Linked DNA regions of Homo sapiens: region 2 is linked to region 1. Evidence: chromatin loops called from intact Hi-C (ENCODE). Cell type or tissue: sigmoid colon. All regions are shown on one strand. Links, peaks and the distances in the headings refer to the core of each region. The heading gives the core; the rest is flanking DNA. Region 1 overlaps SHISAL1 (shisa like 1). Region 2 holds the start of TRU-TCA2-1 (tRNA-SeC (anticodon TCA) 2-1).

The links. Hi-C counts contacts between places; a loop is a spot of excess contacts. Peaks named below come from ENCODE experiments on the same cell type or tissue, not always from the same donor. Only the 100,000 strongest peaks of a DNase experiment are listed, where the experiment ranks them.
Region 2: it touches region 1 in a loop (2.6-fold over the local background); 1 of 110 quality-filtered maps calls a loop at or near these places.

What each region holds. Positions count from the first base shown.
Region 1 is chr22:44,302,990-44,308,356 of GRCh38, reverse strand. All of the region lies in intron 1 of SHISAL1 (shisa like 1), which reads left to right. Among named protein-coding and RNA genes, the nearest start is that of SHISAL1, 7.3 kb to the left of the region's middle. In sigmoid colon, for the core only: no CTCF peak of the experiment used is centred there; DNase peaks (open chromatin) are centred at 666 and 2,246.
Region 2 is chr22:44,145,581-44,150,947 of GRCh38, reverse strand. It overlaps PARVB (parvin beta), which reads right to left. Exons shown (of 13, transcript NM_013327.5): 9 at 3,026-3,087. TRU-TCA2-1 (tRNA-SeC (anticodon TCA) 2-1) reads right to left here and starts at 291; the gene lies at 208-291. RefSeq lists enhancers at 2,360-2,989, 4,248-4,877, 4,878-5,367. In sigmoid colon, for the core only: a CTCF peak has its summit at 2,569; a DNase peak (open chromatin) is centred at 2,637.

The DNA.
Region 1 (5,367 bases), core at 131-5,130:
CCCAAGGGGGCAGGTAGGTGATTAGGTGGGTACTTGGGAAAGCTGGCTCTGGGGGCCGCCTAGGGCTTGGGTTGATGGAAGAGGCAGAGTCAGAGACAGCAGCAGCAAGAAGCACGTGGCCAGGCCTGTCCAAGGCTTCCATGCCTCACTTCCTTTAGTTGGTGAATTAGATGCCGATGTTGGTCCCCATTCTAGGGCTGAGGACACTGAGGCTCAGGTGTCACCCCAGGTCACATGGGATGTGGTTACAGAAGGTGGAGCCAGGACTTGGTCCCAGGCAGAGGGCTCGACCCCCAAGCCCTGCTGCCCTAGACCCAGTCCTGCAGTGGACTGGAGGTGTCGCGCTTGGTCGTGCCCAGAAGTGGGGCGTGGTGGGCTGAGGAGGGGCTGGCTGGAAGCCCCCAGTGCTGTAGGGGGTCTCCAGGCATCAGGCCAGCATCCAGGCCTGTGGGAGCCTGAGGCCTCAGCCCCTCCCCGCAGGCCATCCTGCATCCTGCCCTGCCGAACCTGGCTGACACAAAAACAGATCCGTTGCTGTTCCTGGTGGGGTTTAATTCATCTTCCCAGCTCTGTTTCTCTTCACGTGCCCTCCTTCCTCTCCTTCCCCAGCCTCGCCAAGTTCGGTGTTTAAAAATAACCTTCAAATCTCGGAGCAGCAGTCCCAGGCTGACCGGAGGGGTGGCCCGCAGAGATGCATGCCTGACTCGTGATTCTGGCCATGGTCAAACAACGAGCGTTCAGGAACGTCCCACTCAGCCAGAATGTTCTTCCAGTTGTTTGAGTTTTGTTGTTGGCCACGGACTACCATCTTAGGAAGTTTACCAATTTTCAGAGAAATAGAACCCGGGAGGATAAATTTAATCTGTCTCTGGTAAATGTGCTTTCTGGGGGTCCTCAGGAGGCCTCAGAAGCTTTTTCAGTGCCAGGAGGTAGAGTGAGCTTTGCTGCTGAGTGGCTGTGTGACCTTGGGCAAGTCACTTCACCTCTCTGAGTCTCAGCTTCCCCCTTCTGAGATGGGAGCTTGGTGATCCACCTCCTTAGGCTGACATGGGGGTCACCTGAGACAGTGCAGTGAATACCAGGGTTCAGCCTGGTGCACCAAGAACTCTGCGAGTGTGAGCCAGCCTGGGTCAGCAGCCCCAGGTGGCAGAGTGAGCCAGCCTCGGTCAGCAGCCCCAGGTGGCAGGCAGCACAAGGCCCACAGGAGGATGGAGGACGGCGGACGCCCTTCCAGGCCTGTTCTTGGGCTGCCGGAGTGGTGTCCCACAGACCTCATTTGTGGGGCCCCTCAGGGGATGTTGTCCAGTGGTGTAACACGCCATCATTATCAGAGCTCCCAGATCCCAGGTCCCCTCCACACACGCCATCGTCATCACAGCTTCCTAAGCCCAGGTCCCCTCCACACACGCCATCGTCATCAGAGCTCCCCGAGCACAGGTCCCTTCCACACACGCCATCATCATCACACCTCCCCGAGCCCAGGTCCCCTCTGCACACGCCATCGTCATCACAGCTCCCCGAGCCCAGGTCCCCTCCACACACGCCGTCGTCATCACAATTCCCCGAGCCCAGGTCCCCTCCGCACACGCCATCGTCATCACAGCTCCCCGAGCCCAGGTCCCCTCCACACGCCATCGTCATCAGAGCTCCCTGAGCCCAGGTCCCTTCCACACACACCATCGTCATCACAGCTCCCCGAGCCCAGGTCCCCTCCACACACGCCATCGTCATCACAGCTCCTTGAGCCCAGTTCCCCTCCACACATGCCATCGTCATCACAGCTCCCCGAGCTCAGTTCCCCTCCACACATGCCATCGTCATCAGAGCTCCCCGAGCCCAGGTACCCTCTACACATGCCATCGTCATCACAGCTCCCTGAGCCCAGGTCTCCTCCACACACACCATCATCATCACAGCCCCCTGAGCCCAGGTCCCCTCTGCACACGCCATCGTCATCACAGCTCCCCGAGCTCAGTTCCCCTCCGCACACGCCATCGTCATCACAGCTCCCCGAGCCCAGGTACCCTCCACACATGCCATCGTCATCACAGCTCCCTGAGCCCAGGTCCCCTCCACACACGCCATCGTCGTCAGAGCTCCTTGAGCTCAGTTCCCCCTCTGCACATCCCACGGAGGGACCCAAGGTGATGACTTTGGCCTTGTGAACATCAGTGCTATTGAACTCATGGCCCTGAGGCTGGCCGCCTCATGGAAGCCTGACTGGGATCACAGCAGCTGGCTGGTCCCCAAGGCCTGGGGAGGTTTCCAAAGTAGCTTTCTGACCTAGCTTGGAATGGGGAGGTTGGCTTCTAAGCTTTGCTGTCTCAGATCATTAGAAATGGAATTTTTACTTAGGTAACTTCTCGTGACGCACGGCGGGTTATTCTTTCTACTGAGGATTCAGCTTTCAGCTCTGGCCCTGAGCTGCCTTGGGGGCGTGGGGAGTAAGGGCAGCCCCTACCTCCTCATGCAGAATCCCCCAGACCCCTTCATCCAGAGTTCCCCACACGCCCCTGGGGCTTTTGTCCAGCATACAGGGCTGCGGCTTTGATCGCACGGTGACCTATCTCAGGCCAGACTCGGGGGGTTGGGGGCACAGCCAGGCCATGGATGCCAAACAGACCCCCAAGGAAAGCCCAGGCTGGACGTGGGACCAGCGCAACCACAGCGTGCTGTGGCAGGGACACCTGCAGTGTGCAAATCCACATGACCACGGGGTGTGCCTGAGGGCCCAAGGCTGGTGTCCCGCAGGGCTGGGATTCCCACCCAGTCCCTGGAACTCCTAAGCCCCAGCCCCCGCCTTCAGGCTGCACACTGTCCTTTCCTAGAACCACGTTGTCTCACAACAAATCTCTGCAGTGTGCGTTCATCTCTGGAACTGTCCCCCAGAGGCATAAAGGCCTCTCCAGCTCTGGACCCTGGGTCTGCGAAGGCAGATCGGGGGCTGAGGGCCAGCCCTGGCCAGGACCCTCATGGCCTAGTAGAAGAGGTCCTGGGAAGAATCGCATAACGGGAGGCTGCTGGGCACCCTTGCCTGTGCTCCCTGAGGGCAGGGACTCACCTCTTCTGTGTTCCTAGAGCCCAGCCCAGGGCCTGGCCCCGAGTGCAGGTCAGCAAGTGGGTGTTGAGAGAATAAGTGAATGGATAAATGAATTAACACATGAATGAAAGAAGAGATGGAATACTATAGGCCTCAGTGGAGGGGCAAACTTTTTCCAGCTGATAAAATCATGGCAGGCTTCCTGGAGGAGGTAGTACTGAAGCAGCTTCTAAAGTGATGCAGGATTTGGACTCCTAGGGGTGAAGGAAGAGTACCCCCCAGGGGTGAACATCAGCCCCGCAACATCAGCCAGTACACTCAGGGCTTTGTAGGGAGTTGGAGCACCAGGAGCAGGGGCCAGGCCTGTGGCTAAGGTAGATCCTCCTCATTCACTCAACAAACCTACCAGCTCTTGGACCTGAGCCCCAGCCACAGAAGTGGGGCAGCCCCACCCTACGGGGGCCAGAGGAGCTGGAGTCTGGGGACCTGTTTCAACTCTTATTGGGCCTCAGCTTCCCCATCTGTAGAATGGAGCACGGGGGAGGCATCTCAGGGGTCCCGTCACTCTCCACTCCCACAGCGCATTTTCCAGGGCTGATCCATAGGACTCCCCCGGAGAAATCCATTCCTGAGCACTCCCAGATGCTTGACCTCGGCTTATCCTCCCAGGAGGGCCAGAAGGAGGCTGGGAGGAGGCCCAGGCTCAGAGCAATTAAGCAGCTTACAGCTCCCAGGGACGAGCAGGGCAGTGGTGGGAGCAGAGAGGCCTGCGGGTGGATGGGGGCAGCCCCTCCCCAGAGGAAGAGATGAGTAAGCTTAGTGTTAGAGGCCTGCGTTTCAGTGGCATTTTACAATCCTGATAGTCCCTTCCCTTGTTCTGGCAAACCAGACTTCACAAGGTCAGCACCTGACGTCCCAGCTCCCGCCACGATGCCCATGCTACAGGGGAGGAGACCAAGGCTGCAGAAGCAGGGCCTAGGCCAGGGCCAGGCCATGAGCACTGTGCGTTTGGCCTTGAGTTTTGCCCCATCTCGCTCCGAAGTCTCCAACCTCTGGGTGGCCCGAGTGGCTTTCCTTTCTGCCTGCCCAGAGCCCTAACTCTGCCCCCAGTAAAGCAGCATTCAGAGCTGCCCTGGGACCCAGGTTGGTGTCCCCTCTGCTCTCCCTGACCAGGCTGTGAGCTCTGGAGGGCAAGGCAGCTGCTGGGTGGCTCCCAGGGCCCAGAGCAGGTGCCAGGACAGTCTGGGCATGCAGAGGGGCTTGTTTCTTTGGACTGCCCATCATCTTCCACCATCTCTTCTTTCAGAAACGTGTGGTCTGGCAGCAGATCCCTGCACTGCATGTTCAACTCTGAAACCGTCCTCCTGGGGGGCGGAGGGCCTCACCTGGCGTGGACAGGATGGAGCGGGCAGGGAGTCTGCTCTGCAGATGGTGGAGGTGGGGCTGGGGGATGGGAGGGTGGTTCAGCCAGGCCAGGAGGTCCTCAGGGTCTCCCACCCGGGTGGGATTCGGGGCTCTCCAGGCCCCACCATCCTCACATCAGACCCTGCCCCCAAGTATGCAGGTGAGCTTCCTCGTGTGGACCCAACCCAGCCCTTCCACGGACCAGGCTCCACATGAGAGGCTGTACCTGTTTGCTCGGGCTGCCTAGCAAAGCTCCTCAAACCAAGAGGTTTCAACAAGAGGAATTTACTGTCTCAGCCTGGAGGCTGGAAGTCCAAGTCAGGGTGTCAGCAGGGTTGGGTCCTTATGAGGCTGTAGGGGTGAATCTGTTCCTGGGGGTTCGCTGGCAATCTTTGGCATTCCTTGGCTTATATGTGCATCACCCCAACCTCTGCCTCCATCTTCCCATAGTGTTTTCCCTGCACAGGTGTTTCTGTGTCCAAATTGTCCCTTTTTATAAAAAACACCAGTCTTCTTGGATTAGGGAGCCACCCTACTTCACCCTGATGACCTCATCTTAACTAATGACCTCCGTGATGACCCTATTTCCAAACAGCGTCAACCTTCTGAGTCCTGGGAGTTAGGACTTCAACATGTGAATTTGGGGGGAACACAATTCACATACCATAACAGGGTGCCACCAGGGAGAGGATGGGGTACAGTACCTCTTCTGGCCCAGAGCCGGGCACATAGTAGATGCTCAGCAAATCAACTCCCATCTCTCATCTCTACTGCTCCCACCAGATACACGCAGGCAACAGGGGCTCTGGGAGGACGACGCTGTTACACAGAGCACTTAGATGGCCTGTCCTAGCCTCCGTTTCCAACTCCTATGGGAGACAGGTTGATCATAGTCTAAGTAATCTAGTCCCCTCAGGGCCCAA
Region 2 (5,367 bases), core at 139-5,138, 160 kb after region 1:
GGGTTCACATCATTCTCCTGCCTCAGCCTCCCGAGTAGCTGGGACTACAGGCGCCTGCCACCACGCCCAGCTAATTTTTTTGTATTTTTAGTAGAGATGGGGTTTCACTGTGTTAGCCAGGATGGTCTCGATCTCCTGACCTCGTGATCCACCCGCCTTGGCCTCCCAAAGTGCTGGGATTATAGGCGTGAGCCACTGCGCCGGGCCTACAAAGGTGGAATTGAACCACTCTGTCACTAGACAGCTACAGGTTTGAAGCCTGCACCCCAGACCACTGAGGATCATCCGAGCTTTTGGTGCCCCGGCTAGAGTGCAATGGCATGATCCCAGCTCACTGCAACCTCCACCTCCCAGGTTCAAGCGATTCTCCTGCCTCAGCCTCCCGAGTAGTTGGGATTACAAGCACCCGTCACCAAGCCCGGCTAATTTTGTATTTTTAGTAGAAATGGAGTTTCCCCATGCTGATCAGGCTGGTCTCGAACTCCAGACCTCAGGTGATCCACCCACTTTGGCCTCCCAAAGTGCTGAAATTACAGGTGTGAGCCACAGCGCCCAGCCTGCCTATCGATTTGCAATACATGGGGAGATCCACCCAGGGTGATCTCTCTGAGCCCTATTATGTAAGTACCAAGGGGCACTGGCTTCTCTCCGGCACAAGCTTAAAACCTGTCACCTGTAATTCCTCAGTGACCAAAGCCAACTTTGATAGAAACTCAATATCATCCACCACTGCCCATGACATGATTTCTTTGTTTTGTTTTGTTTTGTTTTGTTTTGTTTCGTTTTGTTTTGAGATGGAGTCTCGCTCTGTTGCCCAGGCTGGAGTGCAGTGGCGCAATCTCGGCTCACTGCAAGCTCCACCTCCCGGGTTCACGCCATTCTCCTGCCTCAGCCTCCCGAGTAGCTGGGACTAAGGGTGCCCACCACCATGCCCACCTAATTTTTTTGTATTTTTTAGTAGAGACGGGTTTTTGCCATGTTAGCCAGGATGGTCTCGATCTCCTGACCTTGTGATCCACCCACCTCGGCCTTCCAAAGTGCTAGGATTACAGGCGTGAGCCACCGCGCCCAGCCTGCCCATGATATGATTTCTTACCCATTCTGCTCAAATTTACTGAGCAGCTACTATGTGCCAGGCATGCTGCTTGGTGCTAAGGACACAAACACAGAGAGCTCCACCCCTGGCCCCCGCCAAAGGGCCTGTGATGTAATTCTCCATATGCGTGTAGTGGTGGGACGGAGAAGTCAAGAGATAGGGCACTACAGGGAAACACGCAATGCAAGGGAGATTTCATGAGCCATTAATGGGTGTGCGGACCCCCGTTAAGACCATGGAGAGGGAGCATTGGAGCTGGGCCTGAGGGTGGGCCAGTGCAAGGTGAGAGTGAGCCGAGTGGGCACCCAGACACATCTGCAAACCCTTTGGGGTCTTCAGGCTGTGGCTGGATGTGGGTGGGATGGGAAGGAGTAGGAGGGGACGACCCAGGGAGAAACCTGCAGAGGTGGGCAGGGGCCCCTGACTTCATTCTGGGGCACAGAGAGCTACAGACACCTAAACTTGCAATGTGGAGGTGAGGAAGGGACAGGCTGGAGTGGGAAGCTACCAGGCAAATCAAAGGATTCTGTCTTCTTCCTTGCTGGTGGCTCCAGTGCCGAAAATGTGTCTTTCGCAGAATGAATTAACATGGTATCTACCGAGAGATGAAAGCAATCTCAGGCCACACCATTCTCAATGCTACCAGTGACTATACGCTGCCGGCTAAGCCCATGCACAGAGAGAATCCCAGTTTATCCTCACAGTGCCCTGAGAGGTGGGTAACATCTCTGTCCCCACTTGACAGATGGGGAAACTGAGGCTGGGGGGTATAATCTCGCCCTTCGCCAGAAGTCACACAGCTGATAAGTGGGGAAGCTGGATTTGATTCATTCCCTGAACCGGTTCTGTCAGGGTCCCTGGGGGCCACATGTGACGAGGTGGAGGTGGGGGACTCTGATGCTCCAAGTATATCCCTCACCACCCAAGAGTGCTAGGAAGGCTTTGTCCCAGAAGGACCATTAGCACGGTTCCAACAGCCTTTTGCAAAATGCTTCCAAAAATGAATGATCTCATCGTCCAAACCCAGGCCAACATTTTCCAAAAGTGGGTTCCACTAAAATACAATGCGTCTTACCCCAAAATTGATAGATAAATAAATCCCACTATAAACAAACAAGTTTGAAAAATGCTTCCTACCAAGCTCCCTCTTGGAGAAGTACAGTATAGGTCAGCCTATTAAAGGTTCTGACAAGTCTTGCACTAAGAAAGCTGTTTGGGTAAGCTGTCCTAGACAAAGGAGAACTCTCTTGCCTGCACCATGGGTTGAAATGAGCGCTCCTCCGATGTTATGGGAAGGAGGGATGCAGCAGCCTCCTGAATGGGATGCCTGCAGGCACTCGGATAAGTTAATGAGCAGCCAGTGGGCTCCAGTTCCTTTTGACGGGAACAAGCCTCCCTGGCAGATCCCCCAGAAGCTGATCACACCCAGCCCCCAACTCCAGAGCCTCGGAGATTTTTCCATCCACAGATTGACCAGCAGGCTGCCTGGGCTAGTGAGGGCCCATTCTCTGTCTGGAGGGAAACGGGCCAAATCCATGTATGGCACAGCTCAGCCGCACAGGCCTGCGTGTTTACTGGGCAGGCTGTAGATGGTAAATGAGGCCAGCGAGAGCAGCAGGCTGACATGCTTAAAAACATTTCCACATTGAAAAAAGGTCTCGAGTCAGAAAGAAATGGGGGCTGGGTAATTCACTTAACAGAAGCGGAGCGGGCGGGCAGGAAGACACCCAGGGAGCAGCGAGGTTGAGTTAAAAGGCGCTGATTTTATGCACTGTGGTTAGGTTTTTGACTGTAATTACATTTCAATCCATGTGGCAAACATTTCTGAGATTCCAAACATTTTCCCACCTTCTTCCCAGCGGGGCGTTTGTGCTGTCAAAAAGCCGCGAGCCAGGGGAGAGCACATCCAACATCCCACCAATAGCTCACCTTCTTCACCACGCTGAGCTTATCCGGGGCGTGGTCGAACAGCGTGTCGAAGGCATCCCGCTCTGAGGACATGCAAAGAGAGACACGAAGGAGCGTTTATGGAAACCCGTGGTGCTGCCCTAATCCAGGGCCCTGCCAGCTTCTGATCCCTCAGGAGGTTCAGCCTCAACTCCCACACCTGCCTAGAATCCTTCCAATTCCTACCAGAATGAAAGGGCTGACCCTGATGATCAGTCCCGGCCAAACCAAGGCGAGCAAGAGCGCTTGGGAACAACCAGAACAGCGTGGACTAGAGGCTGCAGAGGGTCCCTTCCACCTGCTTTTTACCTTCTCATATGAAACACATAGATGGCATCTGGCATCTGCACCTGCCACGTCCTAGGACTTGAGGCGTCCTGAATTCTCCCTGTTCCCACACTCCTTGTCTACTGGCAAATGTCACCTGTGAATCCAACCACTTCCCCCGCGACGGTGGCCATGTCCTGCTCACGCCTCACTGCCCCTCGCCTGGGAGCAGCTGCAGCCTCCTACTCCACTCCTGGCCCCTGAGCCCTTCTCCCCAGCAGGCAGAGTGAGCCCTTCCAAGTGCAAACAGGATCATTTGTTTCCCCCCTCCACTCCCACCACAACTAAAACCCTCCAACTGCTTCTTATCATGCTTAGAATAAAATCTATCTTCTCTCCTGCGAGCCATGGGACACTCAGATAAAATCCATCCTCTCTCCCACGTGCCATGGGACACTCAGACTCAGCGTTATCCTCCTACATGCACCCTCCCTGACTTCACTCCACCAACCGGCCTCCCAGCTGCTCCTGCTGACACTGGTGCACACTTGCCTCAGAGCCTTTGCTCCTGCTGCCATGGAGGGGGGAGTTCCATAGGGGCATATGGAACAGAGACTTGGACCCCAAGCAGAGGGCTGAGGTCTCCAGGTAGACACAGAGCTGTGGGGCATCACTGCCAGGGCAGAAAAGACAGGGAGGAGGGCATTTGGAAGGGGCCCAGGGCCCCCCAACTTCCATCCTCCAGGTTCCTGGAGGCAGAGCATGTTCAGAGGACCAAGCCCAGCAGAGAGACCCTCTTTTACCAGCCAGGCTGGGGCCCCAACCCAAGGAGCAGCCCTGGGAGCTGCGGAGCCCAGCTTGACAGGGAGAGAGTGGGGTAGGAAGCTCCTCCCACCCGTCTAGTGGGTGGCCTAGGGGAGCCTCCTCAGGGACCGCCCTGGCCTAGGAGAGAGACAAAGAGAGCCCAGAAAAAGAAAGAAGGGATTAGGCCCAGGTAAGCCAGAGACCTACGGAGAGAAGTTGGCCAAGCCTCCTCCCAGAGGAAGCATGCTGACCCTTCCTCCCAGGCTGGGCCCCAGGAGGCAGCTCACACCCCCCTGCCCAGCCCAGCCCAAGTAGCCCCTTCCGTGGCCTTGTGGAGGTGGTGAGAAACAAAGAGGAAAGGAGAGAAGGAAAGTGTATGTGTACGTGTGTGTGCGCGTGTGAGCATGTGTGTGCATTGTGGGCACGTGTTTGCGTGTGTGAGCATGTGTGCGTGTGCGAGCACGTGTGTGCATGTGTGTGTGTGAGCACCTGTGTGCACGTGAGCACATGTGTGCGTGTGTGAGCACGTGTGTGCGTGTGAGGTTGTGTGTGAACATGTGTGTGTGCTGTGAGCGTGTGTACGTGTGAGCGCGTGTGTGAGCGTGTGTCCATGTGTGAGCATGTGTGCGTGTGAGCACGGGTGTGCGTGTGTGCGGTGTGAGCGTGTGTACACGTGTGAGCACGTGTGTGCATGTGTGAGCACGTGTGAGCGTGTGTGTGCCTGTGTGAGCGCATGTGTGCGTGTGTGAGCATGTGCGTGACTGGGGGAAGGGAGGGAAGTTTTCTTCACCTAAAGACCAACATTGACCAAAATGCCCTGCCTCTGCACACACGCCAGCTTCCTAATGCGGCAGCTGTAAATGATTTTCATAATCATCTAAGACTACACTCAATAAGACAGTCTGCTAAGGGGCAAAACAAAAAAAAAAAGTGAAATTTTTACATCTTTACAAAGCAATACGCAAACTATAAATGCAGCTTAAGAAAAACCCCAGGAGCAGAAGAGTGCTTGACGTCAGCCAGGGTATATTTAGCTGGGCCACCGCTGGGCTGGCAGAGTCAAGCCACTCAAGGAGACATCGGGGCCGCAGAGGCCTCTCCGCCGGCTGCCATGCCCCTGGACCCAGGGGACTGGCATCACGTCACACAGTCCACAAGGCAGGGAGGGGCCAGGGGCTCTGAAAATGGGCACTGGGGACCAGGCACAGGACCCAAGGGCATTTGGAAGGGACCCAGGGCCCCCAACTTCCATC